Regions from separate parts of the Homo sapiens genome. Here region 2 is linked to region 1. A link is an interaction called in ENCODE POLR2A ChIA-PET data of the cell type or tissue named here. Cell type or tissue: Panc1. All regions are shown on one strand. Links, peaks and the distances in the headings refer to the core of each region. The heading gives the core; the rest is flanking DNA.

What was found. ChIA-PET counts read pairs that join two places held together with the same protein. Peaks named below come from ENCODE experiments on the same cell type or tissue, not always from the same donor. Only the 100,000 strongest peaks of a DNase experiment are listed, where the experiment ranks them.
Region 2: POLR2A ChIA-PET joins it to region 1 with 5 read pairs; 7 of 35 experiments call an interaction of 5 or more read pairs at or near these places.

The regions. Positions count from the first base shown.
Region 1 is chr4:39,813,362-39,820,743 of GRCh38, forward strand. No RefSeq gene overlaps it. Among named protein-coding and RNA genes, the nearest start is that of UBE2K, 120 kb to the left of the region's middle. RefSeq lists an enhancer at 6,838-7,375. In Panc1, for the core only: no CTCF peak of the experiment used is centred there; no DNase peak of the experiment used is centred there; H3K4me3 peaks cover 281 bases; H3K27ac peaks cover 3,187 bases.
Region 2 is chr4:39,750,895-39,758,276 of GRCh38, forward strand. UBE2K (ubiquitin conjugating enzyme E2 K) reads left to right here. Exons shown (of 7, transcript NM_005339.5): 4 at 4,763-4,845. Among named protein-coding and RNA genes, the nearest start is that of UBE2K, 56 kb to the left of the region's middle. In Panc1, for the core only: no CTCF peak of the experiment used is centred there; no DNase peak of the experiment used is centred there.

The DNA.
Region 1 (7,382 bases), core at 1,438-6,437:
TGGTTGTGATTGTGGGTGTGGGTGTGAGTGGTTGTGATTGTGTGTGGGTGTGGGTGTGTGTGGTTGTGATTGTGTGGGTGTGGGTGTGAGTGTGGTTGTGATTGTGTGTGGGTGTGGGTGTGAGTGGTTGTGATTGTGTGGGTGTGTGGTTGTGATTGTGTGTGGGTGTGGGTGTGAGTGTGGTTGTGATTGTGTGTGGGTGTGGGTGTGAGTGGTTGTGATTGTGTGTGGGTGTGGGTGTGTGTGGTTGTGATTGTGTGGGTATGGGTGTGAGTGGTTGTGATTGTGTGTGGGTGTGAGTGGTTGTGATTGTGTGTGGGTGTGGGTGTGTGTGGTTGTGATTGTGTGTGGGTGTGGGTGTGAGTGTGGTTGTGATTGTGTGGGTATGGGTGTGAGTGGCTGTGATTGTGTGTGGGTGTGGGTGTGTGTGGTTGTGATTGTGTGTGGGTGTGAGTGTGGTTGTGATTGTGTGGGTGTGGGTGTGAGTGTGGTTGTGATTGTGTGTGGGTGTGGGTGTGTGTGGTTGTGATTGTGTGTGGGTGTGAGTGGTTGTGATTGTGTGGGTGTGGGTGTGAGTGTGGTTGTGATTGTGTGGGTGCGGGTGTGTGGTTGTGATTGTGTGTGGGTGTGTGATTGTGCGTGGGTGTGTGGTTGTGATTGTGTGTGGGTGTGGGTGTGAGTGGTTGTGATTGTGTGGGTGTGGGTGTGTGTGGTTGTGATTGTGTGTGGGTGTGGGTGTGAGTGTGGTTGTGATTGTGTGTGGGTATGGGTGTGAGTGTGGTTGTGATTGGGTGTGAGTGTGGTTGTGATTGTGTGGGTGTGGGTGTGAGTGGTTGTGATTGTGTGGGTGTGGGTGTGTGGTTGTGATTGTGGTATGGGTGGGTGTGGGTGTGGTGATTGTGGTGTGGGTGTCGGTGTGGGTGTGGTTGTGATTGTATGTGGGTGTGGGTGTGAATGTGGTTGTGATTGTGGTGTGGGTGTCTGGGTGTGGGTGTGGTGATTGTGTGAGTATGGGTGTGAGTGTGGTTGTGATTGTGGTATGGGTGGGTGTGGGTGTGGTGATTGTGTGTGAGTGTGGGTGTGGTTGTGATTGTGTGGGTGTCGGTGTGGGTGTGGTTGTGATTGTGGGTGTGTGGTTGTGATTGGTGTGGGTGAGTGTGGGTGTGAGTGTGGTTGTGATTGTGTGTGGGTGGTTGTGGGTGTGTGGTTGTGATTATGGGTGTGGGTGGTTGTGAGTGTAGGTGTGGTTGGTTGTGATTGTGGGTGTGTGGTTGTGATTGTGGGTGTGGGGTGGTTGTGAGTGTGGGTGTGTGGGGGTAGTTGTGTGCTTGTGATTGTGGGTGTGTGGGGTGGTTGTGAGCATAGGTGTGGTTGTGGGTGTGTGGTTGTGATTGTGGGTGTGTGGTTGTGATTGTGGGTGTGTGGGTGGTTGTGAGCATAAGTGGTTGTGGGTGTGTGGTTGTGGGTGTGAGTGTGGTTGTGATTGTGGGTGTGTGGGTGGTTGTGAGTGTGCTTGTGGTTGTGATTGTGGTGTGTCTGGTTGGTGGAGCTCGGGTCGTGTCTGAGTCCTACTGCACATGCAAGGCTGGCAAGTGTGTGTTGCATTTTGTTTCCACAGAGAAAAATGGACGCTGCCTCATAAGGTAGCAGTTGTGGGGAGGGTTCCCCAAATACAAAACGGGGGCTCAGGTACTGGCTGGGCAAGAAAAGACGAGAAAGTTTTCCTGTCGATGTGGCCTCTTGGAGGCTGAACTGTGTGGCAATGTAACTAGAAACTGGAGACTTTATTTATTTATTTATTTTTTCTTTATTTTATTTTATTTTATTTTATTTTTTTGAGACGGAGTCTCGCTCTGTCGCCCAGGCTGGAGTGCAGTGGCGCGATCCCAGCTCACTGCAAGCTCCGCCTCCCAGGTTCATGCCATTCTCCTGCCTCAGCCTTCTGAGTAGCTGGGACTACAGGCGCCGCCACCACGCCCTGCTCATTTTTGCTATTTTCAGTTGAGACGAGCTTTCACCGTGTTAGCCAGGATGGTCTCGATCTCCTGACCTCGTGATCTGCCCGCCTCGGCCTCCCAAAGTGCTGGGATTACAGGCGTGAGCCACCGCGCCCAGCCCGAAACTGGAGACTTTATACCCTGGCTCAAGAAAGCCTGATGCAGGCCCAGAGCCTGGAGAGCAGATGCTGCACCAAGCAGGAACAGCGGAGTCTGCGAGCGCGCCCACCTGCTGCCTGAGGATGTCCTGGCTGGGGACACCCCTTCTGCTTCAGCAGTGGTAGCCGCTGCGAGCAGGCGAGCGGAGGCGGATCATGAGGACGCCCTGGCCGGCTGTCCCTGCGCTTCCCAGAGCTCACTCGAACTCAGCCGCCAGGGAGACTTCCCATGCAGAGAGCAAGAAGCCATCCATCATGAACATATGGGCTTCTGGTTACACAGTCTTTTGTGTCTTTGCCTTATCATAAGGGCAGTCTTGAGTGTGGCCATGAGTGCGTGGAGGAAACTTTCAAGATCTTTAGGCCGGGCGCGGTGGATCACGCCTGTAATCCCAGCACTTTGGAAGGCTGAGGTGGGCAGATCACAAGGTCAAGAGATGGAGACCATCCTGGCTAACACGGTGAAATCCTGTCTCTACTAAAAATACAAAAAATTAGCCGGGCGTGGCGGCATGCGCCTGTAGTCCCAGCCACTTGGGAGGCTGAGGCAGCAGAATGGCATGAACCCGGGAGGCGGAGATTGCAGTGAGCCAAGATCATGCCACTGCACTTCAGCCTGGGCGACAGAGCGAGACTGTCTCACAAACAAACAAACAAACAAACGAACAAACAAACAGATCTTTAAAGGTGGCTGGGCGCAGTAGCTTACACCTGTAATCCCAGCAATCTGGGGGGCCAAGGTGGGTGATCACTTGAGGCCTGGAGTTCGAGACCAGCCTGGCCAACATGGCAAAACCCTGTCTCTAGGAAAAATACAAAAACTAGCCAGGCATGGTGGCGGGCGCCTGTAGTCCCAGCTACTCATATAACTCGGTATATGTCATGCATATCATTGAATTGTACATTTAAAGCAAGTGGATTTTATGGTATGTAACTTGTATATAAGTCCCCTCCTGAGTAACAGGGTAGGTGGGAGGGCTTCCTAAGAACTCCTTTGTCCAGGAGCCCCAGCTTTAGTCTCCTGAGTTGGACTCTGCATCATTTTATTTGTTTATTTATGAGACACAGTCTCACACTGTCACCCAGGCTGGAGTGCAGTGGTACAACCTCGGCTCACTGCAACCTCTGTCTCCCAGGTCCAGGCGATTCTCATGCCTCAGCCTCCCGAGTAGCTGGGATTATAGGCATGCACCACCATGCCTGGTTAATTTTTGTATTTTTAGTAGAGACGGGGTTTCACCATGTTGGCCAGGCTGGTCTTGAACTCCTGACCTCAGGCGATCTGACTGCCTTGGCCTCCCAAAGTGCTGGGATTACAGGCATGAGCCACCATACCCGGTCTTGCATCATTTTAAAGGCACATTTCCACCCCTGCCTGGTTGCTGCCACTTGACTGACACCGTAAGGTATTCAACCCTTGCCTTACAGGATTCCTGCCGGAATTTACACAGCAAATGTTTCTCTTATATTTGAGGATTCCTAAGGCGCAGAGAATCGAGTTTCAATGCCAGCCCTTTCTGGGCTTCTGCTGAATTATCATTGTTGTATGATATTAATCATAAGCAGGGACATTAAAATGGAAATGAACTCAGGCAGAAATCCTGATCTGCTCTTCCTCTGCTGTCAGAATCCTGCTCTCCCCAAAGCCAAATGGCAGTGCAGGCCATGTGTGTGCACAATGGCTTCCTCTTGTTTCTACCTGTTCTGGAATATCTGTAATTCCTTTCATCCTTCTATATGAACTGTAAAATCTAGGTAACTGTGACCCTTAAAACACAATAATTGTCAGTAAGATAGAAATCATGCATCAGTGAAGAATAAGGTCTTCAGAGGCTGGGCACGGTGGCTCACGCCTGCAATCCCAGCACTTTAGGAGGCTGAAGCAGGCGGATCACGAGGTCAGGAGTTCGAGATCAGCCTGGCCAACATGTTGAAACCCCCTTTCTACTAAAAATACAAAAATTAGCCAGGCGTGGTGGCGCACAACTGTAATCCCAGTTACTCGGCGGGCTGAGGCAGGAGAATTGCTTGAACCTGGGAGGCGGAGCTTGCAGTGAGCCGAGATGGTGCTACTGCACTCCAACTTGGGCAACAGAGCAAGACTCCGTCTTGGAAAAAAAAAAAAAAAAGGCCTTGTGACAACAAACACGTCTCTACCATTTCCATGAAAAGGTGGAATTACCCTGAGACTGGAGATGATGTAATATTTGAGATATATATATATATATTTTAGACAATCTCCCTGTCACCCAGTGGTGTGATCATGCCTCACTGTAGCCTGTAGCTCCTGGGCTCAGGTGATCCTCCCACCTCAGTCTCCCAAATAACTGGAACTACAAGTGCACGCCTGTCACCATGCCCAGCTATATATATATATATATATATATATATATATATATATATATATATACTTTATTTTATTATTATTATTTTTTTTAAAGAGATGGAGTCTCGCCATGTTGCCCAGGCTGGTCTCGAACTCCTAGACTCAAGCAGTCCTCCTGCCTTGGACTACCAAAGTGCTGGGATTACATGCATGAGCCACTGTGACCAGCCTACTTAAAGTCCCCATTTTACAGGCAAGGAAACTAAGGAAAATTTAGTTGGTGGCTCGCCGGAGTTGATAACATCTTTGTTAATGTTTTCCTTTGAATAGCTGTGGGGACTGAGAAATGTTCGACTACCATGCTGTGTGGATGCCTTGTCATTAAGACAACCTCCAAGCTGTGTATGTGTAGAGAGAAGAAAATGAGGCCGGGCGCGGTGGCTCATGCCTGTAATCCCAGCACTTTGGGAGGATGAGGCGAGTGGATCACAAGGTCAGGAGATCGAGACCATCCTGGCTAACACGGTGAAACCCCATCTCTACTAAAAATACAAAAATTATCCGGGCGTGGTGGCGGGCGCCTGTAGTCCCAGCTAGTCGGGAGCCTGAGGCAGGAGAATGGCGCAAACCCGGGAGGTGGAGCTTGCAGTGAGCCGAGATTGCACCACTGCACTCCAGCCTGGGCGACAGAGCCAGACTCTGTCTCAAAAAAAACAAAAAGAAAATGAGAACCAGTCTACTTTTAATATCCCTAATGAGCCATGGCTTCTAAAAAGACAGATCCTGTGCTCGTAATTATAAGCTTCCATGGGCAGCCGAGCTGCCAAATGGTCAAAAAATGCAGAGCCCTTAGTCCCTGGGTCCGGCCTACATCTAAAAGTAAGGCAGTTTTGGGGTAACCAGTATTTTGCTTTTCAGCTTTTGGCCTGAGGTGGGTTGCAAAGGGACAGCTTCCTTTCAGTCCCTGCGGTTGACCTTCCTCTTGGAGGGGACATGCCAGATGCATCCAGAAGGCTAAACTGCCAGGGTTTTCTTGGGGTAGGGGTTGGGGGGCCACCAGGGTGGAGCTCTTCAAAAAGGCTCTGAAAAATGGGTGCTTCGCGGGCTGCCTTGCTTTGGAGAAGTCCACTAAGCTCCTAAGGTGGCACAAAATTTGTCCAAAGGAGCCACAGGAATTACTGACACACAGAATTTGTGCTTTGAGTGGGGCGTGTCCCCTGTCCCTCAGGACTACAGTGGATAGAGAGGTTTCAGGGCTGGGACCAGCTCTTCCCCAGAGCAGGGAAGTTTAAGGCCCAGGGAGGTTTAAGGAGTGTTGGGATTCGCTGAAGTGGTGGCCTTCTTGTCTTTCCCCAGCCCTCAGCCTGGAGAGCCACCTCCAGCTTCAGGCCCAGCTCCTTGTGCCCTGAGGTAGGGCAGTTTGCTCAGGCCAGTCACTTCTTCTTTTTTTTTTTTTTTTTGAAACGGAGTTTTACTCTTGTTGCCCAGGCTGGAGTGCGGTGAGCGCGATCTTGACTCACCACAACCTCTGCCTCCCGGGTTCAAGCGATTCTCCTCTCAGCCTCCCAAGTAGCTGGGATTACAGGCATGTGCCAGCACATCTGGCTAATTTTGTATTTTTGGTAGAGATGGTTTCTCCATGTTGGTCAGGCTGGTGTTGAACTCCTGACCTTAGGTGATCCGCCCACCTCGACCTCCTAAAGTGCTGGGATTACAGGCGTGAGCCACTGCGCCTGGCCCAGTCACTTCTTTAGACACCTACATGCTCATAACAGTTCTCAGAATTGCACTTCAGTAGAAAAGGTGAGGATTTTCTGCTTCTACGGCATCCATCAGGGTTCTGAAGTCCACACAAAATGTATCACCTGGAACAGTCGCAGCTGCCTGTGTTATGTTGCTAGTCCTTGTAAGGCACCAATCCTGGTGTTTTTAATGTCGGCTCCTGGCATCGTGCCTAGTCTCTACAGATTACAAATGCCTGAAATGATGAAAAATGGCGACTCCCTATTTTCTAGTTGGCTTTTGCAGATCCAGAATCAGCACTACGGTGGCTCCTTACATGTCTTACTGACTTCTAGTGGTTTTTTTTGTATTAGTCCATTCTCATGCTGCTATAAAGAACTCCCTGAAGCTGGGTGCAGTGGCTCATGGCTGTAATCCCAGCACTTTGGGAGGCTGAGGCGGGTGGATCACCTGAGGTCAGGAGTTCGAGACCAGCATGACCAATATGGTGAAACCCCGTCTCTACTAAAAATACTACTACTCAGGAGACTGAGGCAGGAGAATCGCTTGAACCCAGGAGGCGGAGGTTGCAGTGAGCTGAGATCGCACCATTGCACTCCAGCCTGGGCAACAAGAGCAAAACTCCGTCTCAAAAACAAAAAAACAAAACAAAACAAAAGAAAACAAAAGCCTGCCTGAGACTGGGTAATTTAGAAAGGAAAGGTTTAATTGACTCAGTTCCGGATGGCTGGGGAAGCCTCAGGAAACTTAATCATGGTGGAAGGGGAAAGGGAAGCAAGGCACTTCTTATACGGCAGCAGGGGAGAGCCAGAGCAAGGAAGGGCCACACCTTTTAAACCATCAGATCTCATGAGAACCACTATCAAGAGAACAGCATGGGGGAAACCGCCCCAGATTCAATCACCTCCCACTAGGTCCCTCCCTCGACATGTGGGGGATGGCAATTTGAGATGAGATTTGGGTGAGGACAAAGAGCCAAACCATGTCACTATTCAAGCTTCTTCAGGAAGAATGGATGTAGTGCTATTTACTAAAAATAACAGGTTTTATTCAGAATGACACGGTCCTTGCTCAAGAACAACAGGAGTAACCAGAGAATGAGGGGAGATAAGTTAGCAATCAGTATTGATAAAGAAACATTTGAGAAACACCCCAAAA
Region 2 (7,382 bases), core at 1,373-6,372, 63 kb before region 1:
CCACCATGCCTGACTAATTTTTTTGTATTTTGTAGAGATGGGGTTTCACCTTGTTGCCCAGGCTGCTCTCGAACTCCTGGGTCCAAGTGATTTCACCCACCTCAGCCTCCTGAAGTATTGGGATTACAGGTATGAGCCACCACGCCTGGCCCCTGAAGATTAAATTCTTTATTGGATCATCTGCAAATTCAAAATTCTTTTTTCTTTTCTTCTTGTTTTTTTTTTTCAAATAGGGACGGGGTCTCACCATGTTGCCCAGGCTGGTCTCGAACTCCTGAGCTTAAGCAGCCCACCTGCCTTGGCTTCCCAAACTGCTAGGATTATAGACATGAGCCACCATTCCCAGCCCAAATTCAAAATTATTTATTTCTAACTATAGATTATAGTACAAAGTAAGAATTAGTTCAGTAATTTAATTGGGTCTTGGCTTTTTTCCTATGTATCTACAGAGAATTCTGTATAGAAGACCCTTCTTTAAAAAGCAGTGCTGAACGCCATATCCTGCTTTTTGCTCACACCTGTAATCCTAGCACTGTGGGAGGCTGAGGTGGGTGGATCACTTGAGCCCAAGAGTTCGAGAAAAGCCTAAGCAACATGGTGAAACCCTGTTCTTGTGTCCACAAAAAATATGAAAATTAGCCAGGAGTGATGGCGCACGCCTGTAGTCCCAACTACTCAGGAGGCTGAGGCAGAAGAATTGAGCTCAGGAGCTCGAGGATGCAGTGAGCCGAGATTGCGCCACTGCACTTCAGCCAAGGTGACAGAGTAAGACCCTGTCTCAAAAATAAATAAAAAAGGCCACGCGCAGTGGCTCATGCCTGTAATCCTAGCATTTTGGGAGGCTGAGGCGGGCGGATCACTGGGAATTCCAGACCAGCCTGGCCAACATGGTGAAACCCTGTCACTACTAAAAAATAGAAAAATTAGTCGGGTGTGGTGGCGCACACACGTAGTCCCAGCTACTGGGGAGACTGAGGCGGGAGAGTCACTTCGGCCCGGGAGACAGAGGTTGCAGTGAACCGAGATCGCACCACCGCACTCCAGCCCAGGCAACCAAGTGAGACTCTGTCTCAATAAAAGTAAAAAAATAAGATTAAAACAAAAGGCAAAATACACTTCACATATCTTCAGCTCACTTGACTGAACCGTAATCCTTCTGACATCTTCAATAGTGTTTTAAAATTATATTTTCTAATCTTGTTGAAAATACTAAACCACATGGGGTTTTTTGTATGTGTTTGTTTTGTTTTGTTTTTGAGACGGAGTCTCGCTCTGTCCCCCAGGCTGGAGTGCAGTGGCACGATCTCAGCTCACTGCAAGCTCCATCTCCCTTTACGCCATTCTCCTGCCTCAGCCATCCGAGTAGTTGGGACTGCAGTAGCTGGGACTACAGGCGCCCGCCATCACGCCTGGCTAATTTTTTTTTTTTTCTTTTTTTTTCTTTTTTTTTTTTTTTTTTTGAGACGGCGTCTGGCTCTGTCGCCCAGGCTGGAGTGCAGTGGCACAATCTCGGCTCACTGCAAGCTCCGCTTCCCAGGTTCACGCCATTCTCCTGCCTCAGCCTCCCGAGTAGCTGGGACTACAGGCGCCCGCCACCGCGCCCGGCTAATTTTTTGTATTTTTAGTAGAGACGGGGTTTCACCGTGTTAGCCAGGATGGTCTCAATCTCCTGACCTTGTGATCCACCTGCCTCGCCCTCCCAAAGTGCTGGGATTACAGGCATGAGCCACTGCGCCCAGCCACCATTTTAAAGTTATAAAATGCTGTGAATTCCTTGAGTTCTGACATTATGGCATATGCTTGTTTATGAATTGAACTCAATAGTAAATAGAGGTTGATTATTCAAAATTCAAAAATCCGAGATTTGAAATGCTCCAAAATCTGAAACTTTTTGAGTGTTTACATGTCACTCAAAGAAAATGCTCGTTGGAGCATTTTGGATTTCAGATTTTCAGATAAGAAATACTCAGCATGGGCCAAGCACTGTGGCCCACTCATGCCTGTAATCCCAGCAGTTTGGGAGGCCGAGAGGGGAGGATTGCCTGAGCCCAGAAGGTTAGGACTGCAGTGAGCCATGATCGCACCACTCCACTCCAGCCTGGGCAACGGGAGTGAGACCCTGTCTCCAAAAAACAGAAAGAAAGAAAAAGAAATACTCAACCTGTATTAAGATGTGAAATGTGTGGTTATATCTCTTACAAAGCAATGTTTGATGTGGGCTCAGTGGCTCACGCCTATAATCCTAGTACTTTGGGAGCCTATGTCGGGTGGATCTCTTAAGCCCAGGAGTTCAAGACCAGCCTGGGTAATATGGTGAAACCCCCAACACTATTAGAAATAAAAGAATTGGCTGGGTGTGGTGGTGTGTGCCTATAGTCACAGCTACTTTTAAGATGGATCACCTGAGTCTGGGAAGTTGAGGTTGCAGTGAGCCACAGCAGTGAGACCTTCTCTGGGGGGGAAAAAAGGGAGAAATGTTTGTTGTACATAAGCCCTATATTACTGTCTTACTTAGCTTGCATTGTATTTGATATTTAGCCTTATAATAACATTTTTGCCGTAATATTAAGTGCACATTCATTCCATGTGAGTCGCTTACATCTGGAGATGCTTTATTAAGTAGGATGGATACAGTGTCTTTTAGGGAAGACCGGACAAACAAGGCAGAAATCACAGAAGTGTAATTAATATACTATGACAAAGGAAACTGCAGGTGTGTGGAATAGATCAGGAAGAAGTGATATGGAAAGTGAAACTTGAAGAGTAGGAATTAGTTGGGAGAAGAGGGCACAGAGGTATGTTATTGAGAAAACAAATATGTATGAAGGCCCAGAACAGGGGAAAAGTTTAATATGACTTTTTGAGCAGGAGAGTGGAGTGTGGGATAGAGGTAAAAATTGAGATTTCAGGAGTAGTCTAAGGCCAGGTTAAGAGTGTGGGCTTGGCCGGGCATGATGGCTCCATGCCTCTAATCCCAGCACTTAGGGAGGCCGAGGCGGGTGGATCACCTGAGGTCAGGAGTTTGAGACCAGCCTGGCCAACATGGCGAAACCCCATCTTGCCATGTTGGCGCTCCAAGATCGCGCCACTGCACTCCAGACTCCAGCCTGAGCGACAGCGCGAGACTCCTTCTCAAAAAAAAAGAGAGAGAGAGTGGGCCCACATGAAGGGAATGAGAGGTCATTAATGGTCCTTAAAGCAGCATAGTGATGCAAATCAGATTTGTTTTAAAGGGCTCTCTTTAGTTTTGGTGCGGAAAATAAATTGGAGGGAACAGAAGGGAAGGCAGTAAAGTCAGGAGACTGTGTAGTAACCTAGATGATGAATGATTGTCTCCTTTAATGAGAAGGTGGATGGAGAGAAGTAGGTATCTTTGAAAGTAGTAAGATTATTAAGACTGAAAAGAATCAAGCATAGCAAGAATGAAGGAATGGAAAGTATCTTATTTTCGGTATTTTAAAGTCATTGGCGAATTAAAGTGCCTTTTTAGATTGAATATGAGTTAGCAGGAGGTAAGGAAGTAGAAATAGGTAGTGTAAACAAATCAAGAAGTCACAAAGAGAAGAGAGAAGTGGAAACTCTTAGCTTCTTTCCATAAATAGCTTAGGAGCATATATTAAAGAGTCCGTTTTTTTCCAGTTGGTCGTGTTCTGTTGCCCAGGCTGTAGTACAGTGGCACGATCACGGCTTGCTGCAGCTCAACCTTTCAGATTCAAGTAATCCTCATGCCTCAGCTCCCTAGTAGCTGGGAGTACAGGTGTGTGCCACCATGCCCAGCTAATTTTTTTATTTGTAGAGACATGGTCTCACTATGTTGCCCAGGCTGGTCTCAAACTCTTGGGCTAAAGTGATCCTCCCGCCTCAGCCTCCCAAAATGTTGAGATTACAGTGTGTGAGTGCTAATTTTTGTGAAGTTCTTAGAACATTAATTGGCACATAGTAATTAATCTACTAAGTGTCAAAGAATATGGGCTCAGCTGGTCATTGTCATATGTGTCAGAGATAGGAATACAAGATCCTCCAAAAGTTCATGAGTAAGAGCTGATGAACTCTTTAATTTCATGGTGTTCCCCTAGAGTTTTAGCATTTTCACTTGTTGGTTTGTTATTCTTCCATAATGAGACAAATAATGAGATGATTGGACTCAGAATCTGGAATCAGATTGTGGGAGTTTACATTGTGCTCTGTTTAGCTATTTAATTAGATTTCTTAAACTCTAAGCCTTAGTATCTCCTCAGTGTTTGCTACATCATAATAGGCATTTCAATAATAAGAATTTGAGAAAAAATTCTACAGAAAAATTAAGAGAAGCACAGCCACTTACTATTTGTGCTTCCATTCACTGGTTTTACTTACTTTTTTCCTCAAACCTATTCTGCACCCTGCCTCACATGAAGAAAAGTGCCATTTACTATTTATGTTTTTATTTTATGTACTATTTTATTTACCAAAATGGATTTTATTCTCTGTTGTATTCTCATAGCATCTACCATTATTCTAGGTAAATTGTAAGCTCCTAGTAATTGTTGGGTTTGTTTAAAGGCGGAACATTTATTAAAGAGTTTGAAAACAACATATGTTAGTGACAACATTCAGCTTACTGGATCCTTTGTCTTCTACACCCCTTCTTTCACCTAGGCAAAATGATGTAATAGATATAGGGACCTTTCTTTTTTTAGTTTGAAGATTTCATTTTCTTGTAGTTCTACTTAAACTGTTTTATTTCTGTTACTGAAAAACTCAAGTGTGCTTTATATTCTAGGTCCGGTTTATCACTAAAATATGGCATCCTAATATTAGTTCCGTCACAGGGGCTATTTGTTTGGATATCCTGAAAGATCAATGGTAAGAGATTTTGAATTCACCTTCTCTCCTTCTCATATGAATACCAAGACTGTAAGAGTGTTAAATGTGTAATTGCCTCAAAACATATATTATACTTTATCTTGTTTGGGCAGTAACTTTAAAAGTCTCTTAAGTGCATAACTGAAAATGCATTATAATTGAGATCACAATCCATATTTAAATAGAAACTTGTTAGATAATGTTAGATGCTAGCTTTACACTTTGAAAAGCCTTGGATTTCATTTGTTATTTTGGTAAATTTGATTCTTTGCTATCTTAAGAAGATATTTGTGAAAGACTAAAAAAGTAGAAAGTAAGTATTGAAGTAGTCATATCCCCCTTAGATGGAATGTAAGTTACAAAATTGTTGCAGGTTGTGTTAATTGAGCACAGTTAAGATTTTGGTTTATGAATTCTAACAAGGAGCACCTTTGTAGGTGATGTCTTCATTTGGATAGCGGTATTGTGCTTTCACTTTTTTTGTCTGATTTGCTCTGCACAGCATTAAATGTTTTAAGAGTTCCTACTCTGGAGCCACCAGGTTCACATCTTGGCTCTCCAGTTTACCAAGCTGCATGGTTATGAGCAAATTACCTAAAGTCTGTGTGCCTTAGTGTCCTCATCTGCAAAATGGGTTGATACCCACTTCATAGAGCTCAGAGGATTAAATAAGTTACTTTATGTAATTCCCTTAGAATAGAGCTTTGCTTTTGTTTTTGTTTGTTTGTTTTGAGACAGGGTCTTGCCCTGTTGCCCAGGCTGGAGTGCAGTGGCGCAATCACAGCTCACTGCAGCCTTGACCTCTAAAGCCCAAGTAGTCCTACCACCTCAGCCTCCCAAGTAGCTGGGAATACAGGCGCATACCACCACACCTGGCTAATGTTTGTATTTTTTTTAGAGACAGGGTTCCTGTTGCCCAGGCTGGAAGCTTTGTGTAGTCTGACAATGATAAAGATGATAGTTAATTATTTAGCACATGATTTTATAGATGGAAAAACTAAGACCAAAGGTATGAAAAGTAATTGGAGTGGGAGAAAACCATAAAACTAGAAAAAATCAATTAAGTGAGTGTCTATTATGACCTTTCCTTCTGATTTTACTCTTTTACAAGAGAAGGTATAACAGAACAAAATAGAACAGCAGTTGGTAAGAAGACTTGGAGCCAAAACTGTGTTTAATGGGCCCAGCCTGGCTGCCTAATCTTCTAAAGATTATATATTATTTTTGGTACTAGAATTTTTAAGCTATGTTTTTTTGGGTGTTTTTTTTTTGTTTTTTGTTTTTTGTTTTTTGTTTTTTTTTTGAGACAGAGTTTCACTCTTGTCACCCAGGCTGGAGTGCAGTGGCACGATCTTGGCTCACTGCAACCTCTGCCTACCGGGTTCAAGCGATTCTCCTGCCTTAGCCTCCCGAGTAGCTGGGACTACAGGCGTGCGCCATCATGCCCAGCTAATTTTTGTATTTTTAGTAGAGATGAGGTTTCACCATGTTGGCCAGGCTGGTCTCAAACTCCTGAGCTCAGGTGATCCACCTGCCTCAGCCTCCCAAAGTGTTGGGATTACAGGCATGAGCCACCACACCCGGCCTAAGCTATGTGATTGATTTGTTAAGAAAGGGGAGAAAAAAAGGTACCTGAAAGAAAATCAAATAGGAATGACAGTATTTAGTGTATGGCCAGTGGTTTACTTAGTAACTGGATGAACAGACTAGAGTTACAGGTTTTGTTTTGTTTTTTTTTTCTATTCCAGTAGTATATCTGAGTAAATCCTGTCCCTCAGTAGATCATCTCTTGGGATCTGGTTTCTTGATCTGTATTTCAATATATTCTATATTCCATATAGATCAAGACTTTCTAACATAAAGCAGTGTGGAATAGACTTACTTTTTATCTTCTCTGTTACTCTTTTGATTTGTGACTTTTACCAATTTATTGAACTTCTTAAGTGTCAGTGTTTTTAATCCATTAGGTTATCGCCAAGGCCTCTAAAAGCTCTAAGATTCAGTGATATGAATACATATTTGCAGTATTAGAGACATTGTACTGTTTTCACTTGGCTTCTAGGACATTAGATTTTCTATTCTCCCTTTCCTATGCTCACTCCCAGATTCCTTAACCAGTTCCTTGCATCTTTGTGTATTAGAATGCCTCAGGGATAAGTCTTGGATTTCTGCTCCTTTCTAGCTGCACTCACTTCCTTGGTAAGCTCATCTGATTTCATCATAACTTCACCTTTACATACTGCAAACTCACAAATTATCTTCCCTGAACTTGAGACTCCTATCCTGCTGCCTGCTTATCATCTTTACTTGACTATATAACGAACATATCAAACATAAACTGAACTGATAGTCTCCTAACCTGAAACCTGCTTCTATAGTCTTCCCCAACTAAGTTATTGGCAAATACGTCCTTGCATTTTCTCAGGCCAAAATCACATCATGATCCTTGGCATTTCTTTCTCTGGTACCCCATGCCCTGTCTGCAGATCTATTGGCAAAACCTCCCAACATCTTAACAGCAGCTTTACTACCACACT